Regions from separate parts of the Mus musculus genome. Here region 1 is linked to region 2. A link is a loop called in an ENCODE intact Hi-C map of the cell type or tissue named here. Cell type or tissue: heart. All regions are shown on one strand.

Region 1 (5,000 bases), 140 kb before region 2:
TTCACTGTGACACTGAGGGAATGTGTGGAGCCACAGGTCCAGGGGACAGAGACACAAGGCTTGAGAGCACTCTCATTCACCTTCCGTATGTTCTTGAAATGTTCCTCAATAAAGGGTAGGAGAAAGAGTGAGGCATGCCGAGAACCTGCGTCCTCTTTGTGTATGGAGTCCTGGTCTGTAGGGAAGTCCTCATCTTAGTAATGGATCAACTCACCAAACCCACTACTGCCTCGTCAGGGAGAAGCTGCTATTGTTCCCATTGCTACAGATGAGGAGATCGAGGCCTACAGAAGAAATGACTTTCCCATCAACACCACAGCAAGATGCAAACCCACCTGGGCACAGTGCAAGACGTTTCCTGAAACTGTGGCCTCCCCATCCTATCCTCCCCCCAGAGTAGAAGTGAGCAGTGGGCATCAGGTACAGAAAGAGACAGAGACAGAGACAAAGAGAGACAGAGACAGAGGCAGACAGAGACAGAGAATCGTGGGGAATAGAATCCACTCCAGGGCCCTGGTAAACTACACTGCCATCTATCCCCAGCCAGACACACCAGCTCTGCTCACAGAATGCACAGGGGACTCAATGTGACCACAGGCAGAGATTTCCTGGAGTGTTTCAGGCTTCTAAACTGTAAGTCGGACAGCAAAGGGAATCACAGAACAAAGTTAGAGACGAGGATTTTGTAATCTATGACTTGCTGACTGTTGTTTCTTGGAAGATGCCCGTGTTTTAAAGGCTAAGCCCTCAGGCACGTCATCCATGCCATGTGTCTCAGGCACTGCCCAACCTTTAACAGGCAGCCAATACTCCATGGCTCCTTAGACCCCATCTATCTTCCTCACTGTCCAAGGAGATGGATCTGTTTATGAAACTAAACTTCTGTCTACACCAATGTGGCTTTTATAGCTCAAAAACATAAACTACGCATCAGAAAAAAATATTCAAGAAAAAACAACCAGCTTCACTTTCGCAAGCTTGGGTGTGGCTAAGGGAAGCCCCAAACGTGCAACATCTCTGCACTGCGATGGGGACTACCAGTCATCACCAGCCCTATCCGGCCCGCACCGGTTAGCAGAGAATGAAACACAGAATCAGGCAGGTGATTCAACCATTGACACTGAATGACCAGCCACATCTCAAAGGCCTGTTCCTGCCACTGCATAAGGAAAGGGAGTTCAAGAAAGAAATTATTCATAAAAGACAGGTACCCTAGGAGCCAGAAGAAAGGAAGAGCAGCCAGGGTTATCTGGAGGGGAGTGTCTAAAGCAGGAGAGAGAGGCGGGAGGAGGGCAGGAGCCACGCGCAAGCGTGCACTTCACACTGTGAGCGAGATGAATGTTCTCTGCTTAGAGCATAGATGGTCTGTCTCTTTCTATCTCTTCAGACAGCAGCGCAGGGCAGCAGGAGTCTTTGCAGGAGCCGATAACTGCCCTTCTGTGCAGTGAAGTCCGGCCTCAGTCCGCTTAAGACCAGAACGCTGTTGGGCGTAAGACCTTTATGTAACAGGAGGAAGAGGCTCTCGGGATCATCCCTAAATCTCAGTGCCATGGCTAAATGCACCGAGTAGGTCACAACTGTCAGTAACTGTGGGACCCAATATGGTGCCTGCCTCCCGGGCTTCTCAGCCTTCCTAATGCTGTGCCCTTCAATACAGTTCCTCCTACTGTGGTGACCCCCTAGCCATAACATTATTTCTGTTGCTGCTTGACAACTGTCATTTTGCTACTGTTATAAATCATAATATAAACATTTTTGGAGATAAAATAGCTGCCAAAGGGGGTTGTAAACCACAGGTTGAGAAGCGCTACCTAGAAAATGGTGAAGAAAATTGAAATCAGGCAGCATACTAAGTATCCTTGTCCCTCCTGTGGCAAGACTAAGGCAAAGATGTGGGCCATAGGCATGTGGCCCTGTGTAAGAACAGTGGCTGTCAGGGCCTGGACCCACCACAATTCTGTCACAGTCAAGTGAGCCATCAGAGGACGGAAGGATCTAAAGACCAATGGGAGCATCACTATTTGAAACCTCTGACAATAAATGGGTTAATTTAGGTAAAGACGATGATGATGATGACGATGACGATGATGATGATATATCCAGCATGTTGGCTTTGTGGGTAAAGTTTCTTGTTACCAAGCCTAACAACCTGAGTCTGAGCCCCAGGGCCCAAACAATAAAAGGAAAAGAATAGACTTGTGAGAGTTGTCTTCTGAACTCCACACATGCATGCACATATATGCACGAGTGAACACACACGAGAGAGAGAGAGAGAGAGAGAGAGAGAGAGAGAGAGAGAGAGAGAGAGAGAGAGGGGGGGGGGGTGTAAATGTCCTGTGTTTTGTTTTGCTTCAGGGATGGTGCCCTGATCAAGCGCTGATGCTGAATCTCACCACTAGATGGCGGTAAAGAACCTTGATGAAAAAGAGGTCAGGGCTCATCCTGTTTGCCAATCAATAAAACCGTTTTCAGGTCCTGTCAAGACACTGAATTGTCTGTCATTCCTTGTCCGCCTGGAAGAAATTAATCCCCAGGGGACTTGGGCACCTGTGTTTGGCTGACTTGAAGGAGAGGCCCCCAGCTCCAATCTCGGGCTCTGTTCTTAGAGGCATGGATCTAATGCCTGTGGAGCCGCCTGGAGGACTTGTTACGACAGGAGTTGCCAGGCCACAGCTGGTCTGGATGTACCCGTGAATCTGCACTTCTGACAAGTTCCCAGATGCTGCTGATGCTGCTGGGCCAGGGAACTTACCCTGAAGGTCCTAACCGGGAGACATTCTGGAAGCATCGAAAACCTTAACCAGCACCACAAAGTAAGTTATTTAAATTAATTAAATTAATCCTAATCACATAAGCCAAGGAGGAGGAGAAGGAGGAGGGGGAGGGGGAGGGGGAGGGGGAGGAGGAGGAGGAGGAAGAGGAGGAGGAGGAGGAGGAAGAAGAAGAAGAAGAAGAAGAAGAAGAAGAAGAAGAAGAAGAAGAAGAAGAAGAAGAAGAAGCAGAAGCAGAAGCAGCAGCAGCAGCTAAGAGGAGAAGTTGGAGGCAGAGGGTTAGACCCAGGACTTTACACACAGCGCTGGCGTGGAATAGCCTTGGGCCAAGGAATGCACAACCTCTTTGACTAAACAGGGTCCTCCCCACTATAGCCTGTCGGAATTGACTTGTACCAACCACACACCCGACACTGTGAGCAAGTTCTCCCATAAGATCCTCCAGCAGGGGCCCAGGTGGACTACACACACACACACACACACACTTTATGCCACCCTGGGAGACCCAGAACAGAGAGACCAACCTGCTTGCCCCACTCCCTGACTTACAGAACAGTGTGAAAATGAGAAAATACGCAGGAGCCACGTCACATACATGGGCTGTGACAACCCGTGAAGGTGGCACACCTGAGGTTCATTAGACCAATTTTTGTTATTTTGTTAGACCAATTTTGTTATGTTCAGTATTTTGTTACTGAACAGTCACCTCTCTGGATCCTAAGAGTCCCAATCAACCAATTATGCCTCTGCTGAAAAATATATATATATGTGTGTGTGTGTGTGTGTGTGTGTGTGTGTGTGTGTGTGTATAACCATGTTTGTCATCATTTCCTAAATAATAAAAAATAAAACTACTTATACCCACTCACACTATCCTGGATGTTATAAGTTGTTGGGGTTGAGTTCAAGGCTATGGGAGAACTTCATAGTTCACATACAAGCACTAAGCACTTTGGAGTCTTGAGCAAGTGTGATTTTCAGTACCTGTGGGGTTGTGAAGACTAATCCCCCTTGGATACTGACAAGCGACTGTACATGCCCTGCAGAGCATCATGGACGTGCACTGGTCCACTTGACCACAGTGTGGAAGCACTGTGCTTTCTGTAGAGGCCATGCTTCCTGTTTGCATTTTGCCTTCGTGCATAGCAGTGGTGTGGCAGCAAGCCATGACTGTATCAGCCAGGACACACCCTACACTCGACAGGGTGCTGTGCTGTAAGGTTGGGGTGTGTAATAGATAAGTGGGCCATATAAAAGCCATGTGCACCTCAGGTTACTTCAGCTTGCTGCAGATTCATCCAGACATGACCCCTCGAGTCAAGGACACTGGATAACATATGGATAACTATCTTTATAGAATTGGCTTGCTTTGAATAATTTTTTTTGCCTTCAACAACATTTTATGAGAAAGGATCCACAAACTTCACCAGACTAATAAAATCTAGGGACAGGGAAGGGAACCTAGAGGAGAAAGTGAGACCCTACCTTAGACACAGAGATAAACTGCTAAGTCTCAGTAGTGTCAGAGGCTGAGAACAGGACCTGACCCAACAGTTATACCTCATGTACTCAGAAACCAGGCCAAGCCTGTTGTTTCCCACCCAATGAACTATAACTAAGAGTTTGAAAAACATGGGTTTCCAGGACCATAACAGGCCTGCACCTGCTTCCTCAGTCCCATGCACACATGCACAATACACACATCCCACATGCAGGCACATGTACCCTACATCAATAGATCACACACTTCCTATACATATCATGGTTTTATAGCCATCAAAAATATGTGTGCACACAAAGAAAGACAAACAGTCTCCCCCCTCCCCCCCCCCCGCAGAACTAAAATTTTCCATGTGAGGCTAGGGCCTTGATCTTTTTAGTATCTAGGGCTGTGTTTTTCAACTTTGTCACCCAGACCACAGGAAGTGACATAGTTCACACCATAGGCCACATCATATGTGTGCATTTGAGCAAATACATGTGTAGTCAAAAATATACAGATACATTTAAGACAAAAGTTTTCCAGGATAAACTTTGTATACTTCTCACTGCCATGCATTCTGTTACTTCTTATTCCCAGCGCCATTGTGTTGCTTTCTTCTAATTTTTTATAAAGACTTATGTATTTACTGTACGTATATGAACACACTGTCACTATCTTCAGACACACCAGAAGAGGGCATCAGATCCCACTACCGATGGTTGTGAGCCACCATGTGGTTGCTGGGA
Region 2 (5,000 bases):
GACAGGCAGACAGAGGCTAAACAAATATATCTCTTGGCCAAGGCCAGTCTATGGGTCACCTCTGGCCTTGGTTTTCAGTACAGCATCTACACTATCAAATAGCCTAAGCTAAAAACCGCCAATTTCCAACTTAGCCCCTCCTTTCGACTATGTCCTTGGACAACTGGCTTTACCACCACCTGACACAGTTTCCTTGTCTGTAAAGTCAGTAACAACGGTTCCTCCCTCACGGTCTGGCTGCAAAGATTAACTTAATTTGTGCTTGGAATGAGACACAGGGGAAAGCACTGTAAACTAACTCTCCAGGGCCAACTTTGGAGGCCCAAGCATTAACACCCACTCGTTGGACAGTCAAACCCGACCCGTCCCAGCTCAACAGTGGAGGGCAAGGGTGAGGATCTAAGAATGGCCTCTCTGAGGCCAAGGCTGACTTAGGGGCTCAGAGGGCAGACTGTCCTTACTCATGGGGCACAAGAGCTTGAGGAAGAGGATGTGCCTCCACCAACAAGAAGCGTGAATGTAGTGTGCTTAGTGTCCAGACTTCAAAACTATGATGCAACCAGTCTGCTACAGAAATGCCGTACCACCTAGGAAATGAAACTTGTAAAGAGGCACTTAGAACTCTCTTCTCTGTCAACTGTGGGCTCCTTTAGGAAAATTGCTCTTTGGCTGCATAACCAACAACTCCCCAATGAACAGCCTCAGCAGCAATAAGAAGATGTTAACGTAAGGGCACCTGAGACTTGGCACCTCGCTGCTCCAGCAGCAGCTACCCCTCCACTGTCCAGCTACAGAACATGCCTGCCAGGCCCAGGCCCTACTTTCTCCACCAGCAGGGAGCGCATCAGCTCACTCCAGGACTTGCCCTGTGAGTACCTACAGACAGCTAGAGGCTAAATGGAGGTGAGAGTATTACTATAGATTCCCAAACAGCTCTGCCTAGGACAGACCCAGCTTATTTTCTTGCTTCTAAACAGTGTATGCACTGAGAAGTCTGCAGAATGCTAGGCTTGGAGAGGTAAGTAGAAAAGAGGACCACATATGCAACACAGCAGGCACAGAGCGGTCAAGCAACAAAGCAGCATGCTGGGGCCTAGAGAATGCAGATACAATGGAAGCAGAGGCTGATGCACAGGTGCTTCACCAGGCAGTACTGGGTAAAGAGGCAGCAAGAGGTCTGAAGGAAGGAGAGCAGCCTAGAAAGGCACTAATGTCTGCAGGATCCAGAACTTTGGATTCCCAGAGGAGCAGAGGGAGGTAAGAATGGAATAGGTACAAGATTTCACAGGCCCCAGAGAGCCAGCTTTACCCCACAGTGTGCAGTGACTAAAGGGAATCTTGCTTGGGATGCCAGGAGGGACAAGGCTTGAAGAAGACAGTTCAGGAAAGGGCCTGAGCCAGTGCTCCACCCTACGAGTCTCCAGGCGACTAAGTGTGAGAATCCCAGATGATAACCAAAGACACCTCACAGTGGGTCCTGACAGAAGCACAGGTGGGGACTGACGAGGACTCACGGCAAGGACATTCATGGTCTTAGGGACTGTCCAAAACCCATTCTGAAGGTCTTTCCCTCAAACGCAAATACCATTCCTCTGGACCTTCACAGCGAATGACAGGGACAGTGCTGAGTTCCAAGCACAGCATCTCCACAGGAAAGAAGTCATAGCCCAACCTTAAGCAGATTCCATGACCTGTCCTTAACCACCTCAGCCAAACTGAGCTGTGCTCTAGAACAGTCAGGACCCAGGCCTCTAAGCCTCTTGGGAGCCCAGTTCCATGTGATCATCTACATTTACAACCAAAGATCCTGGGAATAACAAAGGTAAGGACTGTCTAACATCACCACAGCCTCTCCCCAACCAGACATTTATAAACTGTGACCAAGAAATCTATAGGAAAGTACAAGGCTCTCAAAGGAACTAGAACACACCCTGCCCTCTTCCATCCACAGCCAAGACAGGCTCTGGGCAGCATGGTAAGTAGAGCCTTCACTCCCAGATCAGGTGGCCCTTCCCAGAGCATGCAAGCCAATGACGAACAGCTACATCTGAGCCCTAAATGGTCACAGACACATGTGGGGTTTCCAGTGCCCTGGCAGCAAGCACAGAAGCTGTGGAGAGTTTATTACGGCTTTCCCCTTGGATGGAGGAAAGAATACTCTATAACCAAACTGGGAATATATGTGTATTAAATGGTACCCTACAGACTAAATGACTATTTTCCTCTTTATACTTATTTTTCTTTTCTCCAAACTTCAACAGAAACAATTTTATACCTGAAAAAAATGCACACATCACAACAGTTATTAAGACAACTATGGAAAGCAAGCTCCCTGCTTGGGCTTTCAGGCAGAGGGGCTGAAGACCAACGAGACAGTTTCAGCAGCAGTCAAGATTTTCGTTAGAGCCCACAGAGAAAGACCATGGCTTTATCATGGGCTTGACCACAGAAGCCTGGACAGTAACTGAAGACCCAGCACTGCCACAGCCAGCAGTCACTAAATGGAGATTTCCAGAAGAATGCCAGCTAGCAGCTCACAGTGAACTTGCTTCCCTGGGGGATCTATTTACATTCTGTTTGGAGGTAGAAAGGGACAGAGGGACAGAGAAGAAGTGGGAAGAGGGCAAGAAAATGGGGGCTTGGGTTTTGAAGAACTCTTACACAAAGGTGCTCAAAGCACCTAGGGTTTTGTTCAGAGATTCAAACCCTGACACACAGTTAGCGTCAAAGAACAAAGGTTACCAAGGCTTGTTTTGAGTACACACCTGGTGGCTTCAGCCTGAAAAAAAGGGTGAAGAGTTAACTGTCTGGAGGATGGGAAGGGGTCTGAGGAGGACTGCCGTGGCGGCCCTGTACTGCCATCTGCTGGCCACATGACTTCTGCCAAGTCTAAGCTCTGGCTGTGTAAAGCAGGTAGAACTGGGCTGTGAGCAGCATAAATGCAAGAAATGCAACACCAAGCACCTGGACAGAGAGCCTGGCTACACAGCATGGCTGCCAGGACGGGTGAACAGGCGAAAGGTGAAAGAGGAAGGGAGCAACTGCAGCCCAGCCAATGGTTTTAAAGAAAGAGCTCTGATCTGCTCTGTACACCCTGAATAGGTTTTCCTGGAAGCTCTGATAACCCTTCTTTATCTCTTCTGTCTCATGCCCCTGTCAAGTTACAGCTCTTTTTACACTGCATTTCCTACTACACATCTGCCCGCTCTGTAAGTAGAATGGTGTCCTGCAATGCCACACACAGGAGCTCAGATACCTCCACCAGCATCCATCCACAGGTCACCCCTAGCTTCAGGGCACAGAAGCATCTTTGACATTCATCTTACCTCAGCTTACAAGCACTTACCAGGTAACAGGTGCCAGGGCCTGGGTGGGCACTGGCATCTTGTGGGAGGCCTGAGAACTTCTAACTCCCCGAAAGGACTAACAAGGTTTCCGCCGCCAGACAGGCTCCAGGAACACAGACTGGAGCTCCATAGTGGAGTTCTGTTTCTTTTCCAGTTTTTTTTTTTAATACTAATACAAATAGAAAAACTAGAGAAATGTAAAAGGGTAAATGAAAGATACAAAAAAAGTACCCACAATCCTATCTCCCAGTGGGTCTGTTCTCCCATATAGACCATGAGAGACTCACAAAAAACCTACTTCTTTCTGTTTTCTACATTTTGGAGGGTGGTGGGAATCTCTTGGCCATGACATCATGGTCACCTGGCCCCAGAATGATACCAGCCTACCAGCTGGGGAAGGAGAGGGTTTTCTTCAAAAAGCTATCCACAGAGTATGATAAAAGTACCAGAGCCCCTGTCTCACTAAATAAAGAGGTTACGGGCTCTGTGGTAGAGTCCTCATCAGACCTGGGTCTCAACTCCTCTTCCTCTGAGCAAGAAACAGGCCTCACTCCGATTAACAGCTGCCTCATTGTAGACCTCATGCTACCTGCGGGCCAGGGAACTACATAGTGTATTCCCATATCCAGACCCACATAGGATCTAACCAAAGCCACTTCTAGTGCAGATGTCCTGACAGCACGTCACCAAGAGGCCATTCCAAGGAATCGGAGCAGCCAGGGATAAAGACGGATTTTAAAAACCACCACCACACATGCACACGCTCCCTGAGCTTCCTCAAGGATCCTGGGCACAGCTACTGAGGCAGCAGTGGTACTCCAAACACTTTAGTTCAGAGGAGTGTTCACTTCAAGGATTCTACTCATTCCCAGTCCCTAAGCACTCAGTAAAGAACCCCTGCTTTCTACTTCACAGGCCAGTGTTTCCTCCTCCTTCCACACGAGAGCTTGTAACACTCCTTTGCAATACAAACCCTTCTCAGCTCAATGGTAGAACCACATGAGCAGGGGTTGGCTCTGAAACAATCAAGCAGGCCTCTGTAAATCACCAACTGTTTTTGGAGATCAAGGGAGCAGTCTTCCTAAATGAAAAATATACCTACCTTTTGACTTGCAATTACAGCCCTAAGAATTTACTTTAAAGAGACATACAGCAATATATGTACATTACTGCAACATCAATTTTAACACCCAAAAAAGCCTGCACACTACTTAAGTGTCATTTAAATAAATCACAATACATTCACACTACAGAATGTTATACAGCCAACTGTGGCAGCTTTGCAAGCACAATGTGGAAAGATGTCACCAATACACTGTAAAGCAAAAAGCAGTTTCTAACTGGGTATTACCACAGCTTGCATGTGAGAGCAGTGTCTCCAGGGTCCCCCAGAAGTGATTGGTGACAGGGACAGAATAGCAAGAAAGACTTTAGAGTTCCACCCTGCCCATACTTCTCTACTATTTAAAAATTGTTTGCTGGAAACAGACGTTTATGTAATAATACATTTTTTTAAGAGCAGGAATCATGTGTTCATTGTCACACACTGCCACAGACAAGCAGTAAAACCCATGGCATGGCCCCAATCAGCCTCTGAAAGAGCTCCAGCTGGCCTACAGAAACGTGCCCAGGCCTGCCTCCATACCTCCCACA

Evidence for each region. Peaks named below come from ENCODE experiments on the same cell type or tissue, not always from the same donor. Only the 100,000 strongest peaks of a DNase experiment are listed, where the experiment ranks them.
Region 1: it touches region 2 in a loop (9-fold over the local background); 14 of 42 quality-filtered maps call a loop at or near these places.

Annotation. Positions count from the first base shown.
Region 1 is chr2:143,834,974-143,839,973 of GRCm38, forward strand. All of the region lies in intron 5 of Bfsp1 (beaded filament structural protein 1, in lens-CP94), which reads right to left. Among named protein-coding and RNA genes, the nearest start is that of Bfsp1, 26 kb to the right of the region's middle. In heart, CTCF peaks have their summits at 2,416 (motif pointing right) and 3,839; DNase peaks (open chromatin) are centred at 2,518 and 3,888; H3K4me3 peaks cover 359 bases; H3K27ac peaks cover 274 bases.
Region 2 is chr2:143,978,120-143,983,119 of GRCm38, forward strand. All of the region lies in intron 2 of Rrbp1 (ribosome binding protein 1), which reads right to left. Among named protein-coding and RNA genes, the nearest start is that of Rrbp1, 31 kb to the right of the region's middle. In heart, CTCF peaks have their summits at 836 and 2,867 (motif pointing left); no DNase peak of the experiment used is centred here.